Linked DNA regions of Homo sapiens: region 2 is linked to region 1. Evidence: chromatin loops called from intact Hi-C (ENCODE). Cell type or tissue: A673. All regions are shown on one strand. Links, peaks and the distances in the headings refer to the core of each region. The heading gives the core; the rest is flanking DNA. Region 1 overlaps ANKRD42 (ankyrin repeat domain 42). Region 2 holds the start of FAM181B (family with sequence similarity 181 member B).

Region 1 (16,081 bases), core at 4,821-12,820:
AAGTAAGTATGCTGCCTCTGTTGTGATTTATCCTTTCAGAAATACCACAGCCACTTTTTACCACAAATTTGGAAACTATTCTAAAGACAAATACTGCCTACAAAGTAAAATAATTTGATATTTTTGGAGGAACTAGAACTAATATAAGTTTTTGTACTAGGGTTGTTGAACATATAAAAAGTATAAGACATAATCTCTGTCCCTCAGGGGGTGGAAAGTTATATAAGAAAATACTTAAGTATTTTCTTCAGTGGATCAAGGAAACAGGGCAGGGAAAGAGACATCTCAAGGATTTCCATGGTTAGTTGGCAAATGATTGTTATAGATAATAATAGCAACAAATATTTATTGTCTACTATGTGCCAGACACTGTTGTAGTTATTGAAGTAATGGTGAACAATACAAAGGAACTTCATTCGAATGGTGGTAGTCAGGAGGGAGGGTGATAAATAATTGATAAGAAAATAGATATATAAAGTAAATAGAGTAGAGTGGTGCTATAGATAAGAAAGTCATTAGGCCTCTCTGAGGTGGTGATGTTTGAGCAGAGACCTGAGTGATGAGAATGAGTCATATTAAGATCTTGGAAGAACGTGCCAGCAGAGGGAGCAGTGCACGTAAAGGCCATTATGTAGCATTGAGAATGGTCAGTGTGGCTTGAGTAGAATCCCTAAGGAAGTGGCGACAGATTGGTCTGAAAGGTAAGCAGGGACCCAGTCAGATCATGTAGGGCCTAATAAGGATTTTAGATTTCGATTTTTATTTGTTCATTTTTCCCCTTTTTTCACTACAAAATCTCAGCATATAGATTTTATTTTAAATAGCCATTGTTGGGATTCAGGGTGGGGAATGATGTGATCTGATTCACATTTAAAAACAGTATCACTCTACCTGTTGGGTGGGTGATAGACTGGGAGGTGGAAAAGAGCATAGCATTTCAGATGGGGTATGAATTAGGTGGGAAGAGAACATACTCCATCTAACAATATAAGGTTGGATGAAGTTCCTGATATAATTATATCCTGATGCCAAGGATACTAAATTAGAATTGTACAAGAGCAGACGTAGAATATCTGCACAGATTTCCTGGGCTCCTAGAGTTCCTGATGTAGGCCTGTAACTACCAGTGATATTGGACATCTCCATTCTTGTTTTGCTTCCACCTTTTCATATTAGAGGCTTTCATCACCATTTAAGAAGAGCTTACATTAACATTCTATGTATTCCCTTTAAGCAATATTTATATATATATCCTGGTTCTTGAAAAAAATCAGCATCAGTAATACCATACTTTGTTGGGAAGATAGAGTGAAAGCCAAGCCAAGATCTTGTTTGCCTTGACTGTTTTTGCCTCCAGATTTCTGGTGTTGTGGAAAGCCCATTTTCCTTCATAGGGCAAGAGTGGAAGCAGGGAAATCAGTTAGGGGGCTATCGCTATAGTTCAGGAGAGAGTTGTTTATGGCTTGGACTGGAGTGGAGATGATGGGGATAATGAGAAGTGGTGAGATTTGGTGTATTTAGAAGAGAGAAAGATGATAGGATTTGCTGATAGATGTGGCTATGAGGTGTTAGAAAAAGAGGGTAATCAAGGATGACAGATTTCTGGCCTGGGGAATTCGGTGAATGGTAGTTAAGTTTTTTTTTTTTTTTTTTAGATGGAGTCTCACTCCGTCGCCAGGCTGGAGTGCAGTGGCACGATCTTGGCTCACTGCAACCTCCGCCTCCTGGGTTCAGGCAGTTCTTCTGCCTCAGCCTCCCGAGTAGTGGTGACTACAGGCACGTGCCACCACAGCCAGCTAATGTTTGAATTTTTAGTAGAGATGGGTTTCACCATGTTGATCAGGCTGGTCTTGAACTCCTGACCTTGTGATCCACCCGTCTTGGCCTCCCGAAGTGCTGGGATTACAGGCGTGAGCCACTGTGCCCGGCCGCACCACGTTTTCTTTATCCGGTCTTCTGTTGATGGGCATTTAGGTTGATTCCATGTTTTTGCTGTGTGAATAGTGCTGCGATGAACATGTGTGCATGTGTCTTTATAGTTTGAATATAGTGTGAATATAGTATGAATATAGTGTGATATATATTCCTTTCTGTTTTGAGTTCTTTGAGAAATCGCCAAACTGCTTTCCACAATGGTTGAACTACTTTACACTCCCACCAGCAGTGTATGAATGTTCTTTTCTCCACAACCTCCCCAGCATCTGTTGTTTTTTGACTTTTTAATAATAGCCATTCTGACTGATGTGAGATGGCATTTCATTGTGGTTTTGATTTGCATTTCTCTAATGATTCCTGATGTTGAGCATTTTTTCATATGCTTGTTGTCCATGTGTATGTCTTCTTTTGAAAAGCATTTCTTCTCTGTGAGGATTAAAATGTGTAAGGTACTTAGTGTAGTGTCTCGACATCACAGACACTGCATAAATACGTGATTTTTATTGTTTTCATTGGAAATTTCCTCTTTTGTTGAATTGAAATCTTTCTTCCTGGAGCTAATTCCAATTAATCTTAGTTCTTACCTCTGAGGACCCCATAGAACAGGCTTTACGAAACACAGACTTTCAAATATTAATGAAATTATTATATAAGCTAAATACTCACTGCTCTTTCAGTCTTTTCTGACATTTTTTATCTTAATCCCCTCTATCTTCTTACTAGTGGTTATGGTGGTTCCCAAACCTGTCTGCCCTTGAGAATTGTCTGAGGAGACATTTTTATGTATGTATGTATTTATTTATTTATTTATTTTGAGACGGAGTCTTGCTCTTGCCCAGGCTGGAGTGCAGTGGCGCAATCTCGGCTCACTGCAAGCTCCGCCTCCCGGGTTCACGCCATTCTCCTCCCTCAGCCTCCTGAGTAGCTGGGACTACAGGCACTCGCCACCACGCCTGGCTAATTTTGTTTTGTATTTTTAGTAGAGACGGGGTTTCACCATGTTAGCCAGGATGGTCTCTATCTCCTGACCTCGTGATCTGCCTGCCTCGGCCTCGCAAAGTGCTGGGATTACAGGCGTGAACCACCTCGCCTGGCTGCCCTTTTTTTTTTTTTTTTTTTTTTTTTTTTTATTGAGACAAAGTCTCACTCTGTTGCCCAGGCTGGAATGCAGTGGCACGACCTCGGCTCACTGCATCCTTCATCTCCTGGGCTCAAGTGGTACTCCTGCCTCAGCCTCCCGAGTAGCTGGATTACAGGCATGTGCCACCACATCCAGCTAATTTTTGTATTTTTAGTAGAGATGGGGTTTCACCATGTTGGCCATACTGGTCTTGAACTCCCAACCTCAAGTGATCCGCCCGCATTGGCCTCCCAAAGTGCTGGGGTTATAGGCGTGAGCCACTGCTCCTGGCCGAGAACCTTTTATTAAGTACATATTCTTGAACTTATAGGTCTGGAATGGGGCTCAAGCACATACATTTTTAAAAAGCATCCCATTTGATTCAGGTATATGCAGTTTAGAACCTGCAGCTCTAACCTGTTGATAGATAAATCATTGGTGTTAGGAACAAGAGGCTGTGATTTGCTAAGCTGGTCCTGTAAAGCAGTTTCTCAACTTCTGTACTCTTGACATTTTGGGCCAGATAATTATTTTGTTGAGGCAAGCTTTTCTGTGTGCACTGTGAGATGTTTAGTAGCATCCTGAGCCTTCACTTACTAGATGCCAGTAGCACCTCCCTGTTCCACACTCTCAAGCTGTGACAAGCAAAACTTATTCAGAGGTTGCCAAATGACCCTTGGCAGAGAACCACTGCCATAAAGGATGGAGAATTCATAGTTCTAATAGTTGGAGAATAGTTCAAAATATCTCTCAATGTACTTCCTTCTCTTACTATTCTCTTGCATAGGTACTACAAGTGACCAATCACAAAATTTGTGGCTGGTACTTTAAAATCAAGTATATTTCAGTTTTTCTAATTTTCTGTTACATAGTAGATTGCACGTGGTCCTGTAATCCACCATTAGTCCTAAAACACTGCTAGTCTTTTTTTTTTTGAGACGGAGTCTTGCTCTGTTGTCCAGGCTGGAGTGCAGTGATGTGGTCTCGGCTCACTGCAGTCTCTGCCTCCCGGGTTCAAGTGATTTTCCTGCCTCAGCCTCATGAGTAGCTGGGATTACAGGCACGTGCCACCACACCGGCTAATTTTTGTATTTTTAGTAGAGACGGGGTTTCACCATGTTGGCCAGGCTGGTCTCGAACTCCTGACCTCAGGTGATCCACCCGCCTCGGCCTCCCAAAGTGCTGGGATTAAGGCGTGAACCGCCATGCCTGGTCAATACTGCTAGTCTTTTAAAACCTTCTTGTTCATAGCGTTAATAGTCATAACAACCTGATACATGCTCCAGTAGCAGGGAAAGAATCCTCCATTTAGGTATTCCATTGCGTGCTCATTTTAGTATTCTGTTACTGATATTTATCCTTCTTTGTATATACCAACCTTCCTCCACCCCCCTCTCCAAACCATACAGACACTAGTCTAGAGGAAGAATATGCTCAAGAATACCAGCACCCAGTGGACACATGAGCTGTTATATGTCTAACTAGGTTCCTACTCAACTCTGTCTTGCAGTGAGAGCTTACAAGAAAATTGTAGAATTGAGACACCTCCTGGAAATTGCCGAGAGCAACTATAAACACTTGGGAGGCATAACAGAAGAAGATTTAAAGCAGAAGAAAGAACAGCTTGAGTCTGAAAAGTAATGTCCTTAAAACTTTAATGATTTGTTTTTAAATACCTCTCTAAATGCCATGTGAGGGTTTGTTGATCAGCAACTTTTACTTTCATCTTGCCAAAGGGTGTTAGGTTCCATCCTGTTTTTCTCCTAAGCCCTTAGATGACAAAGGAGTTAAAATTTTTAAATAATTGTGATAAAATACACATAAAATTTACCATCTTAACCATTTTTTAAGTATACGGTTCAGTAGTGTTAAGTACATTCCCATCGTTGTGCAACCAATCTCCAGAACTCTCATCTTGCAAAACTGACATTCTAACATAGTCTCTGAACATTTTCATCAGGCTACACTGCCCATTCATAAATCTGAGACTAGGTCTTGTGTTCACTGATTATAGTACCCAACAGAGAATGCTCTTGCATCTAGAGGCAGTGAGCAAGTGCATGGTTGTCTCTGCCTTTCACTTCCTGTACCCTAAATTGGCTCTCTGGACAATGGGTACCTCTCTAATAGCAGTTGGCTCTCTATATCTGTGGGCTCCACATCATGGATGCAACCAAACTTGGATAGATAATAATCAGGAAAAAGAAATAGGATGGTTGTGTCTGTGTTGAACATTTGTAGACTTTTTTCCTTTGTTATTATTCCATAAATAATATGCTACAACAACTTATTGTATACTACTATAATAAGTAATCTAGAGATGATTCAAATTATACAGGAGAATGCATATAGATTATATGCAGATACGTATGTACTATACCATTTTAATGTAAGGGACTTAGCATCCGTGGGTTTTGGTGTCTGGAGCTTCCTGGAACCAGTTCCTCTTTGATACTGAGAGACTACTGTAGTTAATAGCTGCTGGGATAGAGGATGCCTCGAGCTTCTTTCATCCTACTGTCTCTCTGCTTGTCTGTCTATCTGCTTTCCAGAATGGACAGGGAGCAGAGAGAGACAGGAGAGGGAACTTTGGATTTAATCAAACATGGGTCCAGAAAGAGAACCACACATGGATTCCCTTCTTTGTCCTCTGCTTTTCCTGCCTTTTCCTTTGGTCGTGTCTTGTTCCGTCACACTCTTAGAACTGCCTGTTTCCCTTTCCTCCACCTGTTTCCAAATCTAGTTCTGAAAGAGGTCTGCTAACTGTATTCAGAGTAACATCTAAATCTTTGATAAGGATTAATGTGGTTAAGCTGACATTTGGCTCTAGTTTAAAAGAAAGAAAATAAAAAATAATATAAGGATTAATGTGTCATTCTTCCATGGATGGATACTTGGGAATTTAAACAGATGGCAAAACATTAGGCCAAAATACTCTTTTTTCTGTTTTTTTCCCTGCTACCCTATTAACTGAAACTACCTCTTGATGTGATTTTAGACACCAGGAAGCTGTGGCAGACTGATTTTTTTGTTTTTGTTTTAAATCAGGAGCTTTCTTGGTATCTCACAAATCATATCATATAGGTGGCTGTCCACTGCCTCTATACTGTTTGAAGTGTTTTGAGATGTAGATTTTTTTTTTTTTAGTGTTAGCCTTGGTCTAAGAGCCTAGCTGAAAGTTCTTAGATTCCTTGTAGTCTAGAAAAGTACCTCATGGTGGAAAAATTATTTCCTACTAATGACTTTTTTTTTTGTATTTTTAGTAGAGATAGGGTTACACCGTGTTGGCCAGGCTGGCCTCAAATTCCTGGCCTCAAGTGATCCACCTGCCTCCGCCTCCCAAAGTGCTGGGGTTACAGACGTGAGCCACCGCGCCTGGCCTCCCTTTTATTCTTTAAATGATTCTATCACATTGGCTTCTGTTTTTCTTGTACTTCATCAGGCATCCTTCTACTTTAGGGCCTTTGCACTTGTTCCTTTTGTCTGGAATGCTTTTCCTCTAATGTCTACAGGGTTATCTCTCTTATTTCCTTCAGGGCTTGGCTTAGAAGCCCCCTTCTCAATAAAGCCTTCCCTAGCCACTGTGTATGAAATGTTAAGCCCCTCTTCCACAACATTTTATACTACTCTTTCCTGCTTTATTTTTGTTTTCTCCTTTAGCACTTATTACCTTCCAACATACCATATATTTTACTTATTTATTTTCCTTGTTGTCTGCATATCTCTATTACTAAAGTAAGGTCCAGGAAGGCAGATTTTGGGCCTTTTGTTCACCACTGTATCCCCAATACCTAGGTCAGTGCTCATTCTTAGTAGACCCTTAATACATATTTGTTGAATAAATGATTTCTTTGTTTTATTTGCCTTAAATACAATGTATGAATGCTTTCCACTACTAAAAGTAATTATTAGTTGACATTGATGATTGATTTTTAAAAAATTTTGTTTTTGATAGGACCATCAAAGAACTGCAGGGCCAGCTGGAGTATGAACGACTACGTAGAGAAAAATTAGAATGTCAGCTTGATGAATATCGAGCAGAAGTTGATCAACTCAGGGAAACACTGGAAAAAATTCAAGTCCCAAACTTTGTGGCTATGGTTGGTGTCCTTTTTAATACATTTATTTTTCTCAAGAAGTATATACAAGAGTGGCCAAGAGTACAAGCTTTGGGCTGGGGCTCTTTGGACTTGAATCCTGGCTATAGTCTTTTTTGATTTGGGCTACTCATTTAACCTTTTTGTGCCTCAACTATAAACTGGAGATGATAACTTATACTTTCTAGAGCTGATGACAGGATTAAAGGAATACACACACACACACACACACACACACACACACACACACACTCTATATGTAACTATAACTTTCTAGATACATACACACATCTGTCTATCTATCTTCAAACAGCAGCCTAGTTCATAAGTATTATTGTTAACATTGTACCATAGAAGGAGAAAATGTTTTCATAAGTAATCAATCAGAATTCTAAGACAGCTAGAGGATATGTATATTTTAATATTCTAAATAACCAAAATAAAGTGCTTTGAATGGAATCCATATTTTCTTTCCATAGGGAAGTTTCTTCATCAATCATCATGGATGAATTAATTCTGTTTGAGGCTTGTGTCACCTCAAATCTGATCTATTAATATTATAGAATCTTCCTGGCTTCTTTTTATTTTGCACAAACTAGTCATTGGTCTCTTTAATAACCACTTTAAAAATATTAAAATAATAAAACATGTTTGTTGTATAGTGTTAAAAACAAGATAGATGTTCCTTCTGACACTAAGTTCCACTCTCCAGAGGAAGCTATTGTTAACAATTTAGTACATACCATATTAGACAAAATTCTATTTATCTGCAAACATGTATGTGTATTTCTATGCATATGCAAATATAACCACTTCCTCAGTTTCTCTGGGTTTTGGTGTCTCACCAGTGGTTGATTTTCCAAGAAATATAATTAACTATAATAATTAATCTATTCTCTTCATTTTGCAACCCTCTTCTTGTACGATCTTTAGCACATGGGGAAAATTTAGTATCAGAGAGGCCAGCTGTACAGTCATGTGTTGGTTAGAGGGCTAGAGGACACAGCACCATTTATAACTCACTGCTTCCAATCAAATCTGTTACCCCTCCACCTTGTGGCAGGGACTCTGTGACTCCCAGTCTCCTCAAAAGTAGAAAGGTAAGTTGTAAGTTGTTGTTCTTCGTTTTTTCTTTTTTTGGACAGGGTGTTGCTCTTGTCACCCATACTTCAATGCAGTGGTGCCATCATAGGGCACTGTAGCCTCGAACTCCCTAGGTTCAAGTGATCCTCTTGCCTCAGCCTCCCAAGTAGCTGGGACTGTAGGCATGCACCAACACACCTGGCCAATTAGTTTTTTTGTTTGTTTGTTTGTTTGTTTTGTAAGGACGGGATCTTGCTTTGTTGCCAAGGCTAAGTTGTTGTTCTTCAGCTGCCTAGGTGGGACAATCTTTTGGGGTGGTCACGCAAGCTGCACATTTTCTTTTGAGCCATTCCAAACTGTCTACTTTAGGAATGTTTCTGTCTTTTAGCTATTTAGAAATTCTCTTTGCTTACTCAGAAGCATCTGTTCTCAGGTTGGATCTGGTTTCATACTTCACAGTTTTGCTTCCCTAAAACTTCACTCTACCAACAATGTGTAGGCTTTCAGGAGAGCTGTCTCAAGGTCCCTGTGCTCAGAGTTCATTTTTTTTTGCATTCTTGCTTTAGGTTATACCTAATTTTTGTAAATAAGCAAATGTCACTGAGCTTTCATGGCAGCTGCAACTCTGGCACTGCTTATTTTCACTTGCAAAAGCTTGAATCTCAATTTCCTCATCTTTAAAATGAGGAATAATAATACCTACCTCATGGAATTGTATTGATGTTAAATGGAATATTGTGTAGAAATCCTGAATTTGGTTTCTAGCACGCAGAGGTATTCACTATATAGTAGTAGTCATTGTATTATTTACTCCCTTTCTTTTTTTCCATTTTCTATATTACAGATGAGTTGACATGGTCAGTGGATAAATAAATGTGTAGAGCCACATGCAGCTAAGGATAGGAAGAATTTATCTGGGAGTCTAATTATATGTAATGTATAAGTAAAATGAACTTTTCGTTCAGGATTATAAATACGGAATCCTCAAGAAGCTCTGACTAAGTCTTTCTCCTGCCACCTTCTGGTCAGGACCTATGATTGCATACTACTGTACCTTAAGATCCTCGGCCCCCAACATAATCTGCAATAGTATAATTTTTACTGAGAAAAAAAATTATTCGAATAGTTTCCTAGGATAGTTTGACATATATAAAGCACTTAAATGGTTTTTTGATAACAGCTGTTTTTATAGCACTTTCTCAGATATTATCTCATTTTAGTCTGCATCAACCCTATGAGGAGGTAGAATGATATATATATTTTTGATCCCATGTTATAAATGAGAGGGCAGAGGCTCAGAGAAGTTGAGAGTCTTGTTAGAGCATACAGCTAGTGTAAGGCAGGAGCAAACTCAGAATCTCTGTCTCCACATTATATTTTTCTAATACTTCTGTGGAAATGACTATCAAATCCATACTTAAGTACTGTGTCCCCACTAGGGATCCCCACCTGTATTTCCCACTGCTCGTCAACTGGACATTTCCACCCGAAATTCCTGGTGGTGCTTGAATTAAAAAAAAATGTCCAGAACCAAGCTCAATATCAAGACCAGATTCTCTCCCCTATCTCTGCATTTAAATTAATGGCATCACTATTTTCTCAACTACCCAGTCTTGGACTCTTAATGATTAGCCATGTTTTCTCCTTTAGATCATACAAAAAGCGAGTCCATCCTGTAGGTAGGAACATGTTCTCTACTTTCACTGCTTCCCTAGTTTAGGTTTCTATATCTTTCTATCTGAACTACTGTGATAGAATTTTGGTATTTACTCCTTCCCTATCCAAATCCATTTGACTCACAGTGGTCAGCTTGATTTTCTTGTCACTCCTTGGATTGAAAATCTTCCTTACCTGAATAAGTACTGATTCTTCAGTTTGACATTCAGCCTTAACCTACCTCACCAACTTTATTTTTGTCTGTTCTCCTATATATATATTAATAGCTTATTTTTTCTTAAGCTACCCTATGCTTTCCCATCATTAAGCCTTTGTTCAATTTGTCCATATACCTTGAAAACTGCCTGTTGACTCTGTAAAATCCCCTAGGAGCCATCTCATTTATCACCCCTTTCCTAGTCTCCCTGGTCACACGTGATCTCTCCTTCTATCAAGCACCTTGTACTGGTCTGAGGGCTTCTCGTCATCTGTATCACAGCATGATTGGGCACTTACTTTACCCGCAGTACTGAAAATCTAAGTTTTATAAGATCACTTAACTTATGTTAATAACATCATCTTAGTCATCATTAACAACAGGTTTTGAGTATGTTGGGCTTAGTGTTAAGACTTTATATTCAGCAGATACCATCTTCATTTTATAAATGAAGAAATCAACTCTCAGATAAAATAAACAATTTATAAAGTTACAAAGCTTGTTAGATGGCTAGCCATGATTTCAACCTGTCTAGCCCCAAGTCTATGCTTTTAACACCACTTGTTACTGCTATTATAAACCCCTCACATTCCCTCTTTCTGTGCTTTTAAGAACATTTATTTTGAAAATTTTTCTTTGAAAACTTTTGATGATAGCTTTTTAATTTTAGTAAATTAATTTAGTAAATTAATTTTAGGGTTAATTTACTTATGAAAACTTAAAAATTGGTAAGAATTTTGTTAAAATGTTACACTATAAGTTCAAACATATATTTCAAGATATGTCTTAAATTGGAAGTTGAGATGATAAAATATAACGTAGGATATCTTCATGACCTTGGGGTAGGAAAAAAATGTGTAGACTGGACTTCATTAAAATAAGACTTCAGTTCATCAAAGATTATATGAACAGACTTGAAAAGGCAAGCCAAAGTGTAGAAAAACATATTTCCTTTCTTTCTCTCTGCTTTTCTTTCTTCTCTCCTATCTGAAAAAGAAGTTGTATCTAGAATATATAAATCAACGTGAAAAAGACAGTCCAGTAAAAAAACTGGGCAAGACTTGTGTAGGCATTTCACAAAAGAAGATATCCAAGTGGCCAATAAACATGAAATTGTGCTCAAAATCACTGGTTATCAGAAATGTAAATTAAAACCCAAACAAGATACCAATATATACCCATCAGAATGGCAAAAATTGAAACAGACGTTACCAAATGCTGGTGAGGATGTGGAACAACTGGAGATTTTATACACCAGTGGTGGCAGTGTAAATTGGCTACCACTTTGGAAAATTAATTCCTAGTGGAATTAGTACATGTTTCTTTGTGTACACAGATGGACACCAAAAATATATAATGTTCTTGTCAGCATTATTACATATATCTCTCAAACTAGAATCATCTAAAAATTCCCTCAACAGTAAGAATCAATACATTTTGCTATATTCATACAATGGAATATTATATAGCAATGAAAATGTGTGAATTGCTACTCTACACATCACCACGAATGAATTTCACAAACACTATGCTGACTAAAAGGAAACAATATGAAAGAACACATACCGTGTGATTACATGTAGTCCACAAATCAGTAAGATAAATCAAGTCAGTAGTGCCTAGGAAGGGGCAAATGGAGGCTTCTGGGATACTGGTAATGTCTAATCTCTTTATCTCAGTCATGGTCACAGGGGTGTGTTCACTTTGTAAAAATTCATCAAGCTGTACCTTTTTTTTTCTTTGTGCTCTTTGGTATATATATTGTACTTAAAACATTAAATTTAAACTAATATTTTAAGTATAATATATATTTAGATATATACTTAATACATATACTTAAATATAATGTAATAGCTTTGGCAGAGCTGTCTGTCCAGAGAGAGAGTTATGTAGCACTGAACTCATAGCTTCTGTCTCCAGAACCAGTATTATTCAGGAAGTCCTTGATCTACAGCTTTGGGCCATGTTTGCTAATCAAGAGTGACTGACCGGGAACCGGTAATATTCCATGGTTACCTTCCATGTTTCACTTAACCTTATTTTCTACCTACAAAGGTCTGGAACAAGGTTGAACTTTGATGTGGTCTCTGCTGGGCTTCTCTCTGACCTATGACATCCTAGCTTATGTACCTAGAGTGGCCCATGGAGCAATATGAGGACTTCAGTGAGTTTATCCATGTTCAACTCTTAGCTTGGGGAAGTTCTAAAAGTTTGTGATTTCCCTTTCTTTCTCTTTGTTTATACCCTACTTTTTTGGGGGAGAAGGGTTAGTTTTGACACTGTTAAGAAGAGTCTGTACTGGTAAGCAAGAAGGTGGAATTCTCTTATAGTTTCATATGCTGTCTAGAATTTCTCAGAGTGCATAGGCTTTTTGAAAAATAAGAATTCCATATATCCCAGCAGTAATTTGTAGATCCATAAACTCTTTCAACAGTTTTATATGTAGAATTTTAATCTGTTCGACAAACCTGTTCTTTCAGGGCAAAAAAATACATACATTTTCCCCACAAGGATTTTTGTCTAATTTTGTTGTAGTAATAGACTGCATTTACATTTAGAATTGCTTTTGGTGCCTAAGCATTATGATTCATGTATTTAGTATCTTAATATACAGTTCTATTGAGTTTAGGAGAAAACATGTATTGGGGAGAAATATATTTCTTGGCTATGATGTAAGATAAAGAAACGAGTAATCTTGGTGAAAAATGTTCTCCAAATGCAGAAACTTTTAGAATTGGGAGATTTGGAACCTTCAGTGAACACTTATGGAAGGCCTGTTGAATGCCAAGCACATATTTTCTTTTGAAGTTGTATTTTAAGACTTGGTTTGATAGAACAAGTTACATATTTGGTGTTAGGAGGGACTTTGGAAAATTTGGAATCCTCTTCTAATACATAAAAGGTAAAGAAAAATAAGTATTGCTGTCTTTGGAAGTCTTTAATTAATTTTTTTGAGACACTATCTCACTCTGTGCCCAGGCTGGCATTCAGGGTCATGATCTTGGCTCACTGCAACCTCCAGTTCCCAGGCTCAAGCAATCCTCCAGCCTCAGCCTCGTGAGTAGCTGGGACTACAGGCATGAGCCACCATGCCCAGCTAAATTTTTTTGTATTTTTTTGTAGAGAGAGGGGATTGTTGTCCAGGTTGGTCTCAAACTCCTGAGCTCAAAGTGATCTGCCCACCACAGCCTCCTAAAGTGCTGGGATTACAGATGTGAGCCACCATACCCTGCCTGTTTCTGGAAGTCATAACTCTATTAAAGCACTAGGAAATTGGCTACATCTGACAAGTAGCCACCTCTTCCCCCTAAATTTTCTATATTCTTTTTCTAGTTCCATCTAGTTGGATTAGGTTAAACTCCTGCCCCACCTGAGTGTTTTTCTTTTTTCTTTTCTTTTTTTTTTTTTTGAGACAGGGTCTTGCTCTGTAGCACAAGCTGGAGTGCAGTGGCGCAGTCTTGGCTCACTGCAGCCTCTGTCTCCTGGGTTCAAGCGATTCTCCTGCCTCAGCCTCCTGAGTAGCTGGGATTACAAGTGTGCAGGACAAGCCCAGCTAATTTTTGTATTTTTAGCGGAGATAGGGTTGGCCAGGCTAGTCTTGAACTCCTGACCTCAAGTGATCTGCCTGCCTTGGCCTCCCAAAGTGCTGGGATTATAGGCGTGAGCCACCGCACCTGGCCTCATCTTTAAAATACTGGTAATGCTACTTACTACACTTGATTTTGTATGTATAGTATGAAGAACAGTTGTATCATATGCTAAGTCCCAATCAAAGGTTTGTTATTTTTCTTCAGACTAGCCGCTAAACTTTTTTTCAAGAGACCATCTGTATTACCCTATGCCCACAAACACCTGGCCACTGTAAGAGAAAGCTAGAAGTTTATCCTACTCTCAAGTTTGCAGCTGAGGGATATGGGAGGGACCAGATGCATGGTTGTTTTTCCAGGCGGTGTTGGATAATGGCAGCTTACTTACGTGTTCACACACTATTGAGTTAAACTAACTGGACTCATTAGAAAAGGTGTGGGCAGGAACACCTTGGAGAACTAACTCCAGCCATGGGCTCTCCCCAGGGATATGCACCTTTTGCTGTTCTTGGAGCCTCTGTGTTCGGAGCTGGCTTGCCTAACTAGATGCAGAGCATGTTTGATTAGAAGAATTACTCAAAGATGATTAATATCTAGTGACCATCCATTGTGTTTCTAGCCCTGCTTGCTCCTTCCCATGGTATTTATTGATTTTTCTGTGCTGGGTCTTAAGAATACCAAGATGGATAAGAAATATTTAGAAACAGTGAGACCAGGAGACCAGGCAAAGTGCAAAATGAGACTAGAGCAGTAGAGGGATGCAGTACAAAAACAAAAGAGGGAAGCGGGGAAGCTAGGGAATGATTCGCAGCACTATGGGACTGGCAAAAGAATCCAGAAGATGACATACTAACACTTGCAGTTACCAATATGTTGTTAAATATTAGTGTCTGGGGATCTGTTAGGTAGAGATAAAACTTAATGAGATAAGACGGAAAATTGGCTATATCTGACAAGTAGCCACTTCTTACCCACTAAATTTTCTATATTCTTTCTCTAGTTCTTAAGGTGCCTCCTAGTGATATGATTCAGCACAATATAATGCACTGTTACTTCACATTTGGGAATTTATTCACATAAAATCCTAAAAGAAATTTAATCAGAGTTGAAAATACTAGCATGGTTAATTTTTTTTTCTTTTGAACAGGCAATGTAGAAAGACGAAAATGTGTGCTAGCATGAAAATTGTATTTGACCCTCTTTTCCTTTGCTTATAGGAAGACAGCGCTTCTTGTGAGTCAAACAAAGAGAAGAGGCGAGTAAAAAAAAAGGTTTCTTCTGGAGGGGTGTTTGTGAGAAGGTACTAATCAGTGAAATAACTAAATTGACCTGCTAGATTTTTCTCTTTCATTAAAAAAATTGATATAAATGTGAGTCTATACAAACTATCTCAGAATTACTCTGATATGCTTCTGTTCCAATTCTGATGGCAGAAATGTTATATTAAAGAGATTTAGAGATTTTTTAAATGACACGGACTCAGTTGTGCACCTTCTCCCGATATTCTTCTTATATATCTCTACACAGGCAAGTCAAGAGATTTATGAGTAATTAATTTTACAAGTATTCACATAAGCTTTAAAATATTAGCTGGTATAGTAATCAAAAGAAATCTAGTTCTAGATATTAAAAATTATTAAAAATTCAATTATGGTTCCACAATAGAATTATATTTCTTTCACTTTCTAGAGAGTACCTTTCACTTCTAGTGTGGATATGTTTAAAAAAATTTTTTTTCAAATGGCGTAACTGCAAGCTTTTTAAGAATATAGAGAAGAGGCAGATTGGACAGGATAAGAAACACTTGGCTTTATTTTTTCCTCTTTTTCTCCTTGATCTTAAAGATTAGTAGTGCTTGGCCAACTAAAAAACAACTATGGCTTTTCAGTTCAGTTCTGACTTCAATTCCCTCTTTTTTCCTACCCCCCTCTCTTTTCTCTTCTCTTCCCTCCATGAGCTAGCAAAGATTTATAACTCTTGGGTCCAGCTGTGTAGCTCTTGTCTCCCCCTGAAGATCTGTCACTGGTTTTGGGCTTCCCTGGCAGCAGCCATCTCACCATTCCATAGACTGCCCACCCTTTGGACCCTTGCATATACTTCATGTGGACGCTAAAGTCATTTTGACATGGTATCATCAGAACTAGTTTGCTGTGACAAGAGTGCATTTGATTGCTGAAACCAGTTCAGCAGGTTAAGGGTCTGTAAACAAGTGTTAAAAAATGAACTTTGGCTTCCAAGGTTAATCCCAGCTCTGCATTGTTGTGTAATCCTAGGCACAACTACTTAATCTCTTTATATAAAATATACCTACCTCATATGGCTGTCATTGGGAGAATTAAGAGGTAGTAGAGGACTTGGAACAGATCTTATACAAAGTGCCCAATAA
Region 2 (16,081 bases), core at 5,087-13,086, 520 kb before region 1:
AAATGTGGTTAAGGTTACATAGGTCCTTTTTAAGCACACGAAGCCTTGTGTGGCACAAAAAATAGGATTAATTTGTATTTGTGTTGATCTTCATTATTTGCTGTATTTTTAATTGCCTAGGACTGCTGTAAGAACACAAAAACTGAGTGGCTTAAAATACTATAAATTTGTTGTCTCACAGGTTTAGAGACAAGAAGTCCAAACTCAAGGTGTCAGCAGGACCAACAGTTCTCTGAGAGCTCTAGAGGCGATTCCTTCCTTGGCTTTTCCAGCATCAGGCGGTCGCCGGCAATCCTGGCCATACCTTGGCTTGTAGATGCATTGCCCTAGTCACATGGCCGTCTTCTCCCTGTGTGTCCTCACACTGTCTTCCCTTTGTGTATGTGTCTAAATTTTCCCTTTTTATAAGGATGCCAATCATATTGGATTATCCCCCACCCTAGTGACTTCATTTTAACTTGATTACCTCTGTAAAGACCCCATTTCCAAATAAGGTCATATTCTGAGATACTGGGAGTTAAGACCTCAACTATCTTTTGAGGGGGACCACAATTCAACCCACAACATTTATTAGAGGTAATAAATGGATCTTGAGCCCTGTGCTAGGAATCTAATCACATATTCATTCATTCATTCTCTCTGTCATCACATTCTATGGAAAAGTAAACATGATTTTTTTCAACTTAGAATGTTTCTAGGATCATCACCTTTTGAAAATGGAAATAAAGCTGCCTATGCCATTCATTTAGCAATTAAACTCTCTAGACTCTCTAGTGTTTTGTGACATCTCTTAGATTATTTTCTTATAGTTTCTTTTTTTTTTTTTTTTGAGACAGAGTCTCACTCTGTCACCCAGGCTGGAGTGCAGTGGCATTCACTGCAACTTCCACCTCCCAGGTTCAAGCGATTCTCATGCCTCAGCCTCCCAAGTAGCTGGAATTACAGGTACGTGCCACCATGCCCAGCTAATTTTTGTATTTTTAGTAGAGATGGGGTTTCACCATGTTGGCCAGGCTGGTCTCAAACTCCTCATCTCAAGTGATCCACCTGCCTCGGCCTCCCAAAGTGCATTATATTGTTCCTTTACTCCCATATTGATTGACACTGAACATTTCATATATCTGTATCTTAATTGCCCAACTCAATTTTAGACTCACTGAGGGAAGGGCTTCTAGTGGTTCATCTCACAGAGGAACATTCTGGTTACACTTTATGGGCAGAACAAATGATCAAAGCATGTCACCAATATCATCTATGCTTTCCATAACATGCGCTGCTTCAAGAAAAATAACTCTGCCCTTTGGCTTGATAAAAATACTGGTATGGTTATTTTTGCCATATACATAATTCCTGCTGCAATTAAGATTCCCACACAAAAGGGGGTCTCTTTGTATAATAGGTCCTTAACAAATGGGAGCATATGATTATATGACCATTTGACATTTCGGGTGAAGCTCAAGTGACAAGGTGAGTGGAAAGTCCCTTATTTAATTCTAAAGTTCCATAAAATTCATCCAGTCATCATGGGTTACACATTACTATTGCCAGATTCCAAAAAGTGATAAGAAAGCAGAGGCAAGTACCTGCCTCCAGTAAAGGAGGCAGAGGAATAACAAATGACTACTATAACAGTGTGATTAACTGCTCTCAGAACCTGGGGTCTTTTAGTGTGATAGAAGATTCCAAAGTAAAGGTGCTTAATTGATTCAGGGAGCTTAAAACAGAAGGTAACACTTGGGCTAAGAATGAGAGGCTCAGTAAAAATTAGCAAGCAGAGAAAGTCAAGGAGTGAATTTATGAAGGTAACATGGATATTGAGCATTAAAGCACCTACAATTAGTACAAAATTTCTGGAACACAGGTACTATTAGGAGAGTGGTAAATGAGAAAAGAGAGGCCGGCTGAAGCCACATTTCTAAGCAAAGTCTTTACCCTAGAAGTAACAGGGAGCCATTGAAGGATTTTAAGCAAAGAAGTGAAGACACCAGAATTGCTTTTTAGAAATATTACCTCAGCGAGCAATGGGAAGAATGGTTGAGAGGATTGTGAGCCCAGAGACAAGGAGGTCATTAGGCAATCATGGTACTAGATTAGGTGAGGGGTAATGAAGGCCCAAACTAAGGAAGTGGCATTGTAAAGGAGTAGAGGAGACAGATGAGAGTTGCTTAGAACAGTGTCTTTCAAACTGCAGACCCAACCTATCAGTGAGCCATGAAATCAGCTTAATGAATAATAGCCAGGTTTTATTAACAAATGGAAAATAAACTATCAGTGTAACATATAGCTTCTTAGAAAGAATCTGGGCTCTGTAAAAAATTTTCAATTATATATGAAAACATAATTGAGTATTAATATAGATTATAATAATATTTCCACTATTCAATATGGGGATGTTTGTCTGAATATGGATTTATATAAACATGGTTATGAATATATTGACACATAATGTCCAGTGAAGTTTTTCTGAAGGTCATGGATAAAAGTATTTAAAACACACTGGCATAGAAGGTAATATGAAATAGGTCTTGGTAACTATTTGAACAGGATGGGACAGGCTAAAAGAGTATGGCGAGGTTGACTGTGGCTAGTCAGTTTGTGCATGTGTTCGATTTTGGGCACAAAGTTTGAGGAGTTTATGAGCCCCAAGAGACTCTATCTAGGAAAGAGGCAAGTAATGGGTCTGGGACAGAAGAAAGAAGCCAAAGTTGCAGGTATAGATTTGAGGGTCACTGAAACATTAAGAATAACTAATCCCTTGGGAAAAGACACTAACACCCAGAAAGAATGTATGGAGGGCAAAGAATACAGGACAGAAGTGAGGGAACCCTGGGTCACACCAATGTATAAGGTCACATCAGTGAGGAAGAAGGCATGGCCAGGAAGTTATGAGGAAAACCAAAAGCAAATGAGATATCAAAAACCCAAAGAGGAGAGTTTTAGGGAGACAGAGCCCAACTGTTTAAATGTGGCACAGAAGTCAAAAAAACTGAAGTCTGGCCGGGGGCGGTGGCTCACGCCTGTAATCCCAGCACTTTGGGATTACAGGCCGAGGCGGGTGGATCACAAGGTCAGGAGATCATAGCCATCCTGGCTTACACAGTGAAACCCCCTCTCTACTAAAAATACAAAAAAAGAAATTAGCCGGGCGTGGTGGCGGGCGCCTGTAGTCCCAGCTACTCGGGAGGCTGAGGCAGGAGAATGGCGTGAACCCAGGAGGCAGAGCTTGCAGTGAGTCGAGATCACACCACTGCACTCCAGCCTGGGCGACAGAGCGATACTCTGTCTCAAAACAACAACAACAACAACAAAAAACCCTGAAGTCTGAAGACCCCATGTTTGGTAATTGAAGCTTCCACGAGAGAAATTCCTGGGAAATGGTAGGGCAGAAATGGCATTTGCCTAGAACTAAGGGATTTCTTGTTATGTGGAACTTCAACGCTAAAACTGAAACAGTCTCAAGCAAACTGGAATGGTTGGTCACCCTAAGACTCAAAATAGTTAAGGTTTATGTAGCAGGTGAGGTAGAAGCAAAAAGTGTAGCTTCTTTTTCAGAGAGTTGACTCTTACGAAAAGATGACGGAGAAATATCTAGGGAGGGATACAGGGCTGAGAGAGCTTTTCACTTACTTATTCCTCTTTGTTCTTTCTTTTAAAAATCATGCTAAACGTTTATTTCTAGCATGAGAGAAAAAAGTGGGGAGCAAGGATGAGGCTGAAGATATGGCCAATAAGGAGAAGATGGAGCAACAGCTTGTCCTCATGAGGCAGGAGGGGCAGGATCCTGAACCATGAGGGCAAGAGAAGGTCCTGCTTGCTGAAGAGAGAAATTGTGTGGAAAAGTGGGGTGGGAAATGGAAGGGTGTCACAACACATGGTCTCCATCTTGTCAGGACCTGGGAGTGAGAGAAGGGATAGGGTGGAGGCTTGAATGGAGATGCGCAAAGGTTTGGGACATGAGGAGGATACAGGAAGACACTAAAACACATTCCAGGTACCAAGGAACACCCAGCTGAGATGGAGGATCATGACTATGAGGCATGCAAGCATAATTATTATTACCACGTTAGGATACCCAGCCTGTTCAAAGCCATACCAGCCTGTCCAAAGCCATACAACTACACGCATATTATAGCATATTTCTAGTCTTGAAAAATACCTACCATTGCACTTAAAAAGAATTCTTGGCCAAGCGTGGTGGCTCATGCCTGCAATCCCAGCACTTTGGGAGGCTGAGGCGGGCGGATCACTTGCAGTCAGGAGTTCAAGACCAGCCAGGCCAACATGGTGAACCCCGTCTCTACTAAAAATACAAAAATTAGCCAGGTGTGGCAGTGGGTACCTGTAATTCCAGCTACTCAGGAGGCTGAGGCAGGAGAATTGCTTGAACCTGGGAGGCGGAGGTTGCAGTGAGCCGAGATCACGCCACTGCACTCCAGCCTGGGTGACAAGAGTGAGACACTGTCTTAAAAAAAAAAAAGAATTCTCTATGGGCAGGGATGTGGCTAAGCAAGAGATTTTTTTTAAAAAAAAGATTCTAACAGCTTTCAGCAGAAACTGATATAACAGAGGAAACAATAATTTCAGTCCTTGGCAAAACAATTACTAATGGGCAGTACTTACTGTACTACAGTAAGCGGCATGGTCAGACACATTATGTGCCCAGACTGGAAGGCAAGGTGGGGAGGAATAGGGCTACATAGGGACCTGAGTAACAGGATGGATTGGAACCTTGACATAATGCCAAGCCTTGGTTGTCTGCTACTAAGTACTGCCCCCTTCCTCTTAGAGGATATTTATATATACCCTATGCCAAATCACAATAACGCTTTGTGATCGATCGTTATCCAATTTTTCCAATGCATAAACCATGCTTCAATTTGGTTAAGTTACTCGTTCACTGCAGGTAAATCAGCAGAGATGAGATGCACCTAAGTTGATTTAGCCCCTCCCCTTGGCCTTTCTTATTTGTCACCTATAACAATGAAGATAATAACACCGAAGCACAGGCCTCTGTAGGGAACAAAGGAAATAATGTATATGAAAGCACCAAACACCCCACAGACACTTTCTATATACATTTCTCTAGCATAGTGGTTCTCAACTGGCAGTAATTTTTCCTCCCAGGGAGACATGAGGTAATGGGGATATTTTTCTATTGTCACAACTAAGGCAGTGCTACTGGCTTCGAATGGGTAGAGGCCAGGGGTGCTGCTAAACACTCTACAATGCACAGGATAGCTCCCACAGCAAAGAATTATGACACCCAAAATGTCAATAGTGCTGAAGTTGAAAAAACCTGCTAGTACCATAATACAGGGAACTGGAAACCACACACATGTACAAAGCACAGGAGAGCCTGGCAAGTAACAGGCAGGTCTTGGTATTAGGACACTTGTATATTTGGATCTTGGATCCACCACTTGCTGTTGACAAGCTATTTATCTTACCTGAGCCTCAGTTTTCAAATAGGGATAATGACAGTACTGTATTAGTCTGTTCTCACACTGCTATAAAGATACTACCTGAGACTGGGTAATTTATAAATGAAAGAGGTTTAATTGACTCACAGTTCCACATGGCTGGGAGGCCTCATGAAACTTACAATCATGGCAGAAGGTGAAGCAGCAGGAAGGCACGTCTTACATGGTGGCAGGAGAGAGAGATAGCAAGGAAGTGCCACACTTTATAACCATCAGATCTCATGAGAACTCCCTCACTATCACAAGAACAGCATGGAGGAAACCACCCCCATGATCCAATCACCTTCCACTAGGACCTCCCTCGACATGTGGGGATTACAATTAGAGATGACATTTGGCTAGGGACACAGATCCAAACAGTATCAAGCACCTACATCATGGCAATATTAAGAGGCTCAGTGAGTTAGCTTAAATGCCTGGGATGCGGAAACAATGTTGATATTATTATTAATTAAACGTATAGCAAGCAAAACAGTAGGAGAGAGATAACCTGTTTTACTACACTAGGTAAGAAAGGAGAGGAGAATTAAGAAACATTACAATGACACTATAGTCTTAGTAACAGTCACAGGGTTATTAATGTTTTCCTACTGTGCAAGTGTATCCTGGATTGTATTCACAACAGTTTAGACAAATTAAATCGTTATTAAGTAATATTCTGTTAGCACAATGGAATTAATCACCTTTAACCACTTTGGAAGAAATCCAATAGACATTAGCTTTCTGGAGTTGCAAAAGTTCTTTTCATCATTAACAGTACTCGTTCTATTTCCTGTGGTGCTTTCTTAAGAAAGGCTTTATTCAGAAGAAAATGACTTACTGATAGCATTTAAAGTTGCATCTACCATTGGTTAATACTCATTTTTTCCAGAAATTCTTTTATGAAAATATCACAATACTTTTGATGTGTGCAAACATGAACCTGGATTTTTACACCTCTTGCGGTAACACTCGGTTTTCAACTAACTCACATCCAGATATTCCTGCAATCAATCCTGGGTGCCTTGAAGCCAAGCAGCTCTCCTTTGCAGCATCATCAGAAGGCAGCCTCTCACTCAGATGTTCTGGGCGTTGCTCTCTTCATGCCTTTCTCCCCGCAGTTCTACAGCACCAAGGGCTCCTCTTTTCCCTCCAGCTGCTCACTTCCCACCAGTCTTTCCTCCCCTGCCCCTTAACCAACCTATTGGTGCCATGTGTCCTCTCTGCCACATTCATGGCTGGTAAAAATATTTCTTTTTCCCCAAATCTCCCTCGGACAACAGATCATACTCCTCCCTGCAGAGCCCCTTCAGATTCCATTCATCAGACCTGCTATTCAGGGAACAGAAATTCCTTTGGAAACTTCACACCTTTCTTTATGCCCTTCCGTGGGGAGAGTGTGGGTATAAGGACTGAGGAAACAAAGGGAGGCAGAAACCAACAGAGGTGGAAGGGGAGCTGTGGAAGGAGAGAAGGAGGGATGGTAAAGAGGATGTACAGCTTGTAAGGGAAAGGGCAATCACCAGGCAAGTAGATAGCCCCCCGCCAAAAAAGGCATGGGACTCACAACTCTGTTTCCGTGTGTAGAAACCATTTATATATACACAGCAGAACCAATCAAGCACTGCCACAGCCTCAAGACATTTTACTTATTTCCCTCTGAGCTACCCAACCAGTTGTGAAGTGAGTAGAAGAACATTACCGTCTTCACCCTCTCAGATCACGAAAATTGATACAAAGAGGTTACAGTTTGCCCACCCTCTCCCTCCCAAAGTGGCTGGAAAATGGGGAAAAGACAGGAGAGAAATGGAACCCAGGTTTGCCAAATTTAAGTCTCCTACAAAAGAGATGTGCAAGAAAAGCCGGCCGAAAGAAATAGAATAATGAGAGGCCAGGCAAAGAAAGAAGGAAAGTAAGCACTGGGACTGTGATAAGGGTGGAGGGAGATGGAAGCAGGAAGCGGGCAGAAAAAAGAGTTAAACCGTGACAGAAGAGAACCCTACCCAAGGACAAGCACAGGAGGTCAGCAGTGGACCACCGGCCTCCTCCCTCAGCCACAGGCTCACCTAACAAAGCTAAGCGACCAGACGGAAAACCGTCCTGTAAGAAAACACCCAAATCAGTAAGTCTCACCTCCATTCTTTTCAATATAGGCTTTAATTCAAAATGCACTCAAGGAGAGGGAAGGGAGGGACTAGGACACTGTTTAGAAGGGGTAATTACACTAAATACACTGACCTTCGCTGAAAAATAGAAGGGACAGGTGGCTACAGAAGCCAGCTCTTACCCCTTTTGCCGTCCCCACCCCATACCCCAAACCATCTTGGTTTCTTGACTCCTCTGGTCCAGTAAGAACCTACAAACGTGTTTGTTTGTTTTTGTTTTAACACTTGAGGTTGTGATTAAACAATCCCCAACTCGTCTTCATCTCTTTTTTCTGAAGTTGCTTTTATTAATTGAATTTTTAAAAATCTGGTTTCATCTCCACGTGCATTTTCCCATCGTTCTTCAGATTTAGGAGAAACCCACGGAGGCGCGGCGCTCTCCACAGCCGTCTCTAATGAAGGGAAGCGTGCCTCGAAGTCAGTCCCGGTGCGCCCCCTCCTCCCCCGGCGCCCCTTCCCAAACCCCGTCGGATCTCCAAAGGCTGGAATAGGCGGTGCGGCTGTAGCCCGCGCTGTAATCGTAGGACACCTGATGGGGCGGCGGCGGCGGGGGCAGGGCGCAGTCTGGAAAGAAGGGGGCGAAAGAGGCCAAATGGCCCCGCCCGTCCTCCCCGCCGGGAGAATCCGCAGCGGCGGGGTACAGGGGGCTCAAGGGCTCGTTCAAGGTCAAGCCGCCGCGGGGGGCAGTCAGGGGGCTCTTTTTGGTCGGGGAGCAGCCCGGGACGCTCCAGGGCTCGGGGTACAGTAGGTTTCCCACCACTGCCGGCGGCGGCTCAAAGAGGCCGGGCTCCAGCTCCGGGGGTCCCCGCAGTACGGAGGCTCCGGCGGGGAACACGTCGAGAGGCTCGGCGGCAAGCAAGACTGCCGCCTCCGTGCCGGCGCCGTAGTCGGGCCCCAGCAGCTCAAAGAACTCCACGGCCTCCGCGCCCTTCTCCAGGTCGCCCAAGCTCACGTCCGGCCCCGACGGGCCACACCCGCCGCCGCCTGCCCGGGACGGCTCCGTGAAGAAGGACGGAGGCAGATTGCGTGCCCGCAGCGGGACCTTCCTGGCCCCTGGGATCGCCGTGGCCCCCGCGGGGCCTGCCACGTCCCCTCCCGCGCCCCCAGTGCCCGCACCTCCTAGCCCGGCCGCCGGCGCAGCCACCTCACCCCCCGCCGGCTCGGCACCCCCGGGGACGTGGCGCAGCGAGTCGAAGAGCGCGGCCAGACTTCGGCTTTGCAAGCTGGCGGCCGCGGCGGCCTGCGACGCCTCCCGCCGGGGGGCAGCCTTGCCGTGGGCCGGGGCCGCGACTGTCGGGGCGCTAGGGGCGGCCAGCGGCCGTTTGGCTGGCGTGTCGGCGGCGCTCGGGGAGGGCGGGCCGGGGGGCGCGGCGCCCATGAGGCCGCTGCAGCGCTTGATCTGCTTCTGCAGGTACTTGCGGTGGTTCACCTTCCGCTTCGACTTGCCCGGCTTGTCCAGCGCCAGCTTGATGTTGCTGGACGCCGAGTCAATGAAGCTGAGTAGATCGCGGGTGGCCTCGCGCACGTCCCCTCCTTCGGCTCCCGACAGCAGCGCACCCGCCGGAGCCCCGGTCTCATCGTCCTCGAAACAGCAGCCCTTGTCCAGGGCTCCGAAGGCGCCCCCTAGCCCGTCCGGGGAGCCCCCGAAGCCGAAGGGCACGAAAGGGTGCGTGCTGAGGAGCGCCGCCTGCACCGCCATCGCCGCGGCTCCCGGGCTGTCCGCAGCGCTGCCCGTGCGCCCCCGCCAGCTCCTGCCCGCCGCCCAGACCCAGCTCCCGCCCCGGCGCGGCGCGCGCGGCGCAGCCTACTAGTTCCGGGCCTGGCTCGCTGCGCTGCCTCCCGGGGGAGCTCATTAGGTCTTGTAAGCAAGGGGCGGAGGGAGGGAGCGCGCGGCGACCGTCCCGGTGGTAGAGGGGAGGGGCTTACTTAGCCTGGCTTGGAGGAGTGGGGGGTCGCTTTAGTTTTCTGAGCTTTCTGAAGCTCAACGCCTTAACTCCTTCGTTTCCCTTTGCCCCGTGGTGTTTCTCTTGACTCCTCTAACCGCAAGGGGTGAGGAAGAGATGGCTGGTCTCAAACTCCAGTTCAGGCCCATGAGGCCGCTGCAGCGCTTGATAGGCTTCTGCAGGTACTTGCGGTGGTGCCTCTCCTGAGGCAAGAAGGCAGGAGTCTAGAGACGTGGGTTTCAGTCCAGCTGTATAACAACACCCACCAGCTTCTGGGCGCTTGCTTCTGCCAGGCGCTGTCCATCTATTATCTCATTTAATCCTTGAACAACAGCCCTGTGAATTACATGTTATCGCCATTCAACAAACGTGGACACTGCACCTCAGGGAGGTTCAGTGAGTTGGCCAAAGTCAGATCTAGCCCATTCTGACTCCAAAGCCATTCCTAAGCCCTTGACAATACTTGCGTCCTCTCTTGCCCTTGCCTTTCTCATCTATTAAGATGGGGAAGGAAAATGAGTATTTCTTAAAGCTCTAGACCTGATCCTAAGATTCTAACCTGAGTTTTCCCAGGATTCTCAAGCCCAGTGCTCTTTCTTCTTGACTGTTTGCCACTTGATTGTTACGAGTAACAATTGGCTAACAGTAAATTGAGGCCAGCAGTGGCCCATCTTTTATTAACACATAGCAGGAGGCAATGGAGAAAGGAGTCGATCTGGCTAAGCCCCCTGTTACTTGAGAACACTGTGTGTGTATAAAACTCTCAGCATGTTAGAATAAAAGATGGATTGGAACCTCTCCCCTACCTGTCATACCATTTAGGTTATCCCTGGAATTTTCATTGCATTTCAGGGATCATCATGAAGTTCACTTAAAACTAATTTCACCTGGGCAATCCTCTTTGGGATAGATAGAGAAAATGAGCAATAAGGTCATTTTCACAAGAGATTCAGAAGAGGCTTGGGTTCTGGTCTTAGCCACCACTCAATAACCTCATGACTTAGGTTGAAATCCTTGCTCTGCTGAGTGCATGGCTTTAGACAAACCAGCGTACTCTCTCTGTTTAGCTTACTCATGTTAAATGCAGGTAAAGTTGCCCTCCCCACAGGGCACTTGTGATATTTAAATGATACATTGTTCCATAGCCTGGATGAGTATTCACCCTTACTTCTCTGAAACACAAAAAGGTGACTATATCCCTTACGTGTCTTCTGGATCATAGGGTGTTCATGAGCATTAAGTGAGATCATAGATGCTTCTCAATTTGTGATAGAGCAACAACATCCTGATAAACACATTGTAAGTTGAAAATATTGTAGGTTAAAATGCATGTAATACACTGATTCAAGTTGGAAAATCATAAAGTTGAACCATCATAAGTTGGGGACTGTCTCTATATGAAAACACTGTGTGTGTGATAAAGTGTTCTCTAAATAAGTTACTCTAGTTTCGATACAGAGCTTGCATAGGAGAGACATAGACCATCTCTTTCAAAACTCTTTTTATTAAGCCTCACTTTGTAGATGTAGCGAAACCATTTTTGAACACCATGAAGGCACAGCCTTACCAAAGAAAAAAGGCCAGATGGGCCATCAGAGAAATACAAATCAAAACCGCAATGAGATACCATCTCACACCAGTTAGAATGACGATCATTAAAAAGTCAGGAAACAACAGGTGCTGGAGAGCATGTGGAGAAATAGGAACACTTTTATACTGTTGGTGGGACTGTAAACTAGTTCAACCATTGTGGAAGACAGTGTGGCGATTCCTCAAGGATCTAGAACTAGAAATACCATTTGAACCAGCCATCCCATTACTGGGTATATACCCAAAGTATTATAAATCTTGCTGCTATAAAGACACGTGCACACGTATGTTTATTGTGGCACATAGCAAAGACTATTATTCACATAGCAAAGACTTGGGACCAACCCAAATGTCTATCAGTGATACACTGGATTAAGAAAATGTGGCACATATACACCATAGAATACTATGCAGCCATAAAAAAGGATGACTTCATGTCTTTTGTAGGGACATGGATGAAGCTGGAAACCATCATTCTGAGCAAACTATCGCAAGGACAGAAAACCAAACACTGCACAGGTGGGAAATGAACAATGAGAACACTTGGACACAGGGTGGGGAACATCACACACCGGGGCCTGTCGTGGGGTGGGGGGATGGGGGAGGGATAGCGTCAGGAGATATACCTAATGTAAATGACAAGTTAATGGGTGCAGCACACCAACATGGCACATGTATACATACGTAACAAACCTGCACATTGTGCACATGTACCCTAGAACTTAAAGTATAATAAAAAAGAAAGAAAGAAAAAAGGCCAGATGAACATTTTTCATTTAGAAGATGAAGTAGCCACTTCCCAAACCCACATAGCTGAGCCAAACTTTTTATTTTAAATTCAAATTGGCTCAATTATCATGGACTTTTCATTTGAGTTACACACAGCATTTTGTCCTCCATGGCCGAACTGTCTGTTTTACTCTTGGTGGTATTCACATTCAGAAAATTGTGCAGACCTGTCACTGATTTGTGCTTCTTCCACTCCAGATGTGGATGTCAGCACTGCCCATCCCCTTTCCAACAGGGCCATTCCATAGGCTTCCAGGTCTGGCAGCCAAAAGCACTAACTTTTTTTTTTTTTCACCTTCTGTCAACTGAGCACTCTTACAAGTCCTTGGACACCAATTGCACAGTACTCTACATTTAATCGACATCTTATTCCGAAAAAACTCTTAATCCCCAGGGTTATCTAAATCCTAAAATCATATTCAAAATAAATGGAATATGAAAAGCTTCATATGTAAAAGTCTTTCTTCATTTCTATTGGAGTTCTGCACATCAAAGTTGATTTGAAGTTAGATGAGGCCAGGTTCAAATTCTGGCCCTGCCTATTGCTATTGAACTGCTTGGACAAGTCAGTTCATATTCCAAAGGCTCAAACTCCTTATCTGAAAAAAGGGAATGGTCATAATTGTTCTCAGGGTGAGAATTACATGACATAACAGGCAAGTAATGCCTCTGAATCTTACTTTTCTCACCTGCACAGTGGAGATAATCTCAACTCCTCAAGGTTGTTGTGAGATGGTATATATAAAAGCACCTCACACAAAATAGCAGTTCAACAAATGTCCATGTTCTTGATTCCTTAGGCCCCACCCATTCCTTACCAACACATTACCCTATGAAACCAGCATCATTTGTCCTTTCCCTCAGCAAAGTGAGTGACTATTTTCAAATGCAAGAGAGTAGCTATACTTGGGGGTTGTAGAAACTTACAAAAAGACAATGAAATACAGGAGAGAGAGTGCTAAAACTGGAGCCGGAGACTGACACTGGAGTCCAGTCCTGCCTTTATTATCTGACTGCCTATGGAAAAGTCACTTAACCTTCAGGACCTCGATGTTCCCATCCATAAATGGGGAATAATAACATAATCCTATTTGATAGGGCTATTGTGAAAATCAATAAGATAATGGAAATTGAAGTTTTTGTAAACCATGGAGCTGAAATTCATGGCTTAGAAGTTCTATAGCCTGATTCACAAAATTGATCCTTACAAATAAATATCCATCCAGTCACTGATTTTTTCCAACAGAAAGATATTGACACCCACAATGTGCTCAGCGCTATGCTAGTACTGGGGATACAGAGATAAGAAGCCATGATTTCTACCCTTTGGGTGGAAAGACAAATATGCAAACAAGCCATTGTAATATAATGTGATACATGTCCAATGGAAGTAAAAGGACCCTCAAGTCTGCCCACAGGAGTTGGAGAAGGCTGCATAGACATGCAGCATTTGAGCTAAGACTTAAATGATATATCTGACTGTGTAAAGCAAACACACAATATCTGTGGCAGAGAGAACAGCCTGGGCAGAGGCATGGCTAAATGAAAGCAGTGGTGTTTATGGGAAAATGTAGGCAATAGGGCAACAAAGAACAGCTTCTGCTTGAAGTAATTCTATACCTGAGACCAAAATAAATCCTTAGAGCTTCCACTGTCCAACTAAATTGTACATATAGACCCAGCCTCAAGGCCTTGGCTGCTTTTTCCCTTGATCTCCTTTCCTTTGAGGAAGAGCTCTATCTGGAATGAAATTGGTTTCAGTAAAGTTAGTAGCCAGCTCTAGCCAAGCCCATCAGTCCCTCCTCCTACTCCCTGAGTGAGCACATTCATTTGAGTGGCTTTGACATCAATACATTTCACTTCCTATGGAGCAGAGGGACCCGGCTCCAGCCTGCAGTAGGGGCTCTCTGCAGAACTCCAAACTAGAGCTCTTTCACCCCAGTGACGCTTAATGCTGTGCAAGTGGGATTAGTCTCCTTGGGAACCAAGTCCCCCAGGGGCTCAAGGGCTGAACTCGCCCCAAACCGTTTGGGAGAATTGAGATTTCATATTGTTCTTTTACACTTGGATTTCAGGACATTACTTAGACAAAAGCCCACCTGAGAGCTGCCTCCTTTCTTGTGGGTAAATATAGCAGCAGGATCAAAAGCTGACTTATTTATTTTGTTTTCGTCTTTTGTAACTTTAATCATATTCCCTGCAGGACAATCTTAGCCCTCAGAGATGTCAGGAATGTACATTCATAATGAAAGAAATAATTATGCATCTGTTTTTCTCTCCCTTCCCAAACCAATTTCCTGTCATTCATTATTTTTTAAATCTCGAATAAAGCAAATTAATTCCTGAATTTTACCACATGACTTATAAAGTATCATTATCATCATCACAATAGAGTGTTACCTTACAAATTGTGCACCCTCACAAATGTCTCTTGTTTTCTTTCTTATCGTTTTCCCCTGCAAACCAGATTCTACTAACACTAGATTTTAATTTATGTCTTAAAATATTAGATGTTATTCTGGTTATCTATAGTTATATAACAAATTACTCCAAAACTTAGTGGCTTAAATCAACAACCATTTTATTACATCTCACAATAATATGGGTAAGAAATTTGAGGAAGAGCTGGCTAGGTGATCCTCCTGGTTCATGTGACGTTGACAATGGCTGGCCTGGAGGATTCAACATGGCATCATTCACATGACTGCACCTGCACCTACACATACTGGCCTCTCCAGTATGTTGGTCTAAGAGTACTCAGACTTCTTATGTGGAGCTTCAGGAATACTGGAGGCAGCGCTGCAAGAGGCCCATGTGGCACCTGCCAGGCTTCTTATGACCTAGCCCAAGAATTCCCAGAATGTCACTTTCACAACTTCCTATCGGTCAGGCAAGTCATTAAGGCCAGCTCAGATTCAAAGGAAGGGAAATTAGAATTTACCCCTTAATGGAAGAAAAGACAAAGAATTTGTTTGGTATGTCTCTTAAATCTCTTTTAATATATAACCACATACACTTACTGTTTTGTTTTCTTTGTGATTTGTTTGTTGAAGAAACTGCATCTTTATCTTGTCAACTTTCCCACATTCTGTACTTGGTTGGTTGCATCTGTCTCTACGATGCCACCTAACATGTTTCTATGGTCCATGTGTTTCCTGTAAATGAGAAATAGTTGTAGAGGCTTGATCAGATTCATATTCTTTTTTATGCTGTTTTATATATGTGCTACAATATGTGCAATAGTTTTGGAATAACAATGCCAATATTCTTACAAACAACACAACTACTACAAACAGTTTAATTCCTTTTTCTTTGTCATTCACATTTTTTGTCTTCAAAACCTATCCCAATAGGGATGAACAGTCCAGTTACTATGTTTCAAATTCACTTTAAAAACCTGTCTCTGGTTGGCCAGGCATGGTGGCTCACGCCTGTAATCCCAGCACTTTGGGAGGCCGAGGGGGGTAGATCATGAGGTCAGGAGTTCGAGACCTGCCTGGCCAACATAGTGAAACCCTGTCTCTACTAAAAATACAAAAAATTAGCTGGGAGTGGCGGCGCACGCCTATAGTCCCAGCTACTTGGGAGGCTGAGGCAGGAGAATCGCTTGAACTCGGGAGGCAGAGGCTGCAGTGAGCCGAGATCGTGCCACTGCACTCCAGCCTGGGCAGCAGAGCAAGACTCCATCAAAAAATAAAAAACAAAACTATCTCTTGTTATGCCACCCCCTCAATGCACAATCAGATTCACTTGTTTTACTTTGCTTTGTATGAAAATAGCTTTATAAATCTTTAATTTTGTTTTATAATTTTTCTACAGTTTACATGGTTTCAAAGTCAAAACTGTGTCACAAGATATATTCAGGAAGGGCTAACCTCTATCATAGTTACCTCCACAATTTTCTCCTCACCTCCTAGAGTTAATCATTGTTGTTTTGTTTTGTTTGGGTTCAGGCCTATAATTCATTAACTCAGTCATATTTTCATTATACAAACTTTCCTCTAACTTGTTCTTTTCACTTAACGATATATCTTCCTTCCTTTTTTTTTTTTTACAGTGTGTAGTATTCCATTGAATGGATCTACTATAGTTTATTCAACTAGTCCTGTTTTGATTAACTTACTTGGAGGTTTTA

What was found. A loop is a pair of places that touch in the nucleus more often than their neighbours do. Peaks named below come from ENCODE experiments on the same cell type or tissue, not always from the same donor. Only the 100,000 strongest peaks of a DNase experiment are listed, where the experiment ranks them.
Region 2: a loop joins it to region 1, with 2.1 times the contacts of the local background. A loop is called at or near these places in 6 of 110 quality-filtered maps.

The regions. Positions count from the first base shown.
Region 1 is chr11:83,240,933-83,257,013 of GRCh38, forward strand. It overlaps ANKRD42 (ankyrin repeat domain 42), which reads left to right. Exons shown (of 11, transcript NM_001300975.2): 9 at 1-2; 10 at 4,566-4,692; 11 at 7,011-8,039. The coding sequence ends at 7,272. Among named protein-coding and RNA genes, the nearest start is that of CCDC90B-AS1, 37 kb to the right of the region's middle. In A673, for the core only: CTCF peaks have their summits at 9,280 (motif pointing left) and 9,481; a DNase peak (open chromatin) is centred at 9,259.
Region 2 is chr11:82,724,407-82,740,487 of GRCh38, forward strand. It overlaps FAM181B (family with sequence similarity 181 member B), which reads right to left and starts at 9,458. Exons shown (of 1, transcript NM_175885.4): 1 at 5,534-9,458. The coding sequence starts at 9,323. The coding sequence ends at 8,043. In A673, for the core only: no CTCF peak of the experiment used is centred there; a DNase peak (open chromatin) is centred at 9,465; H3K4me3 peaks cover 1,428 bases; H3K27me3 peaks cover 5,800 bases.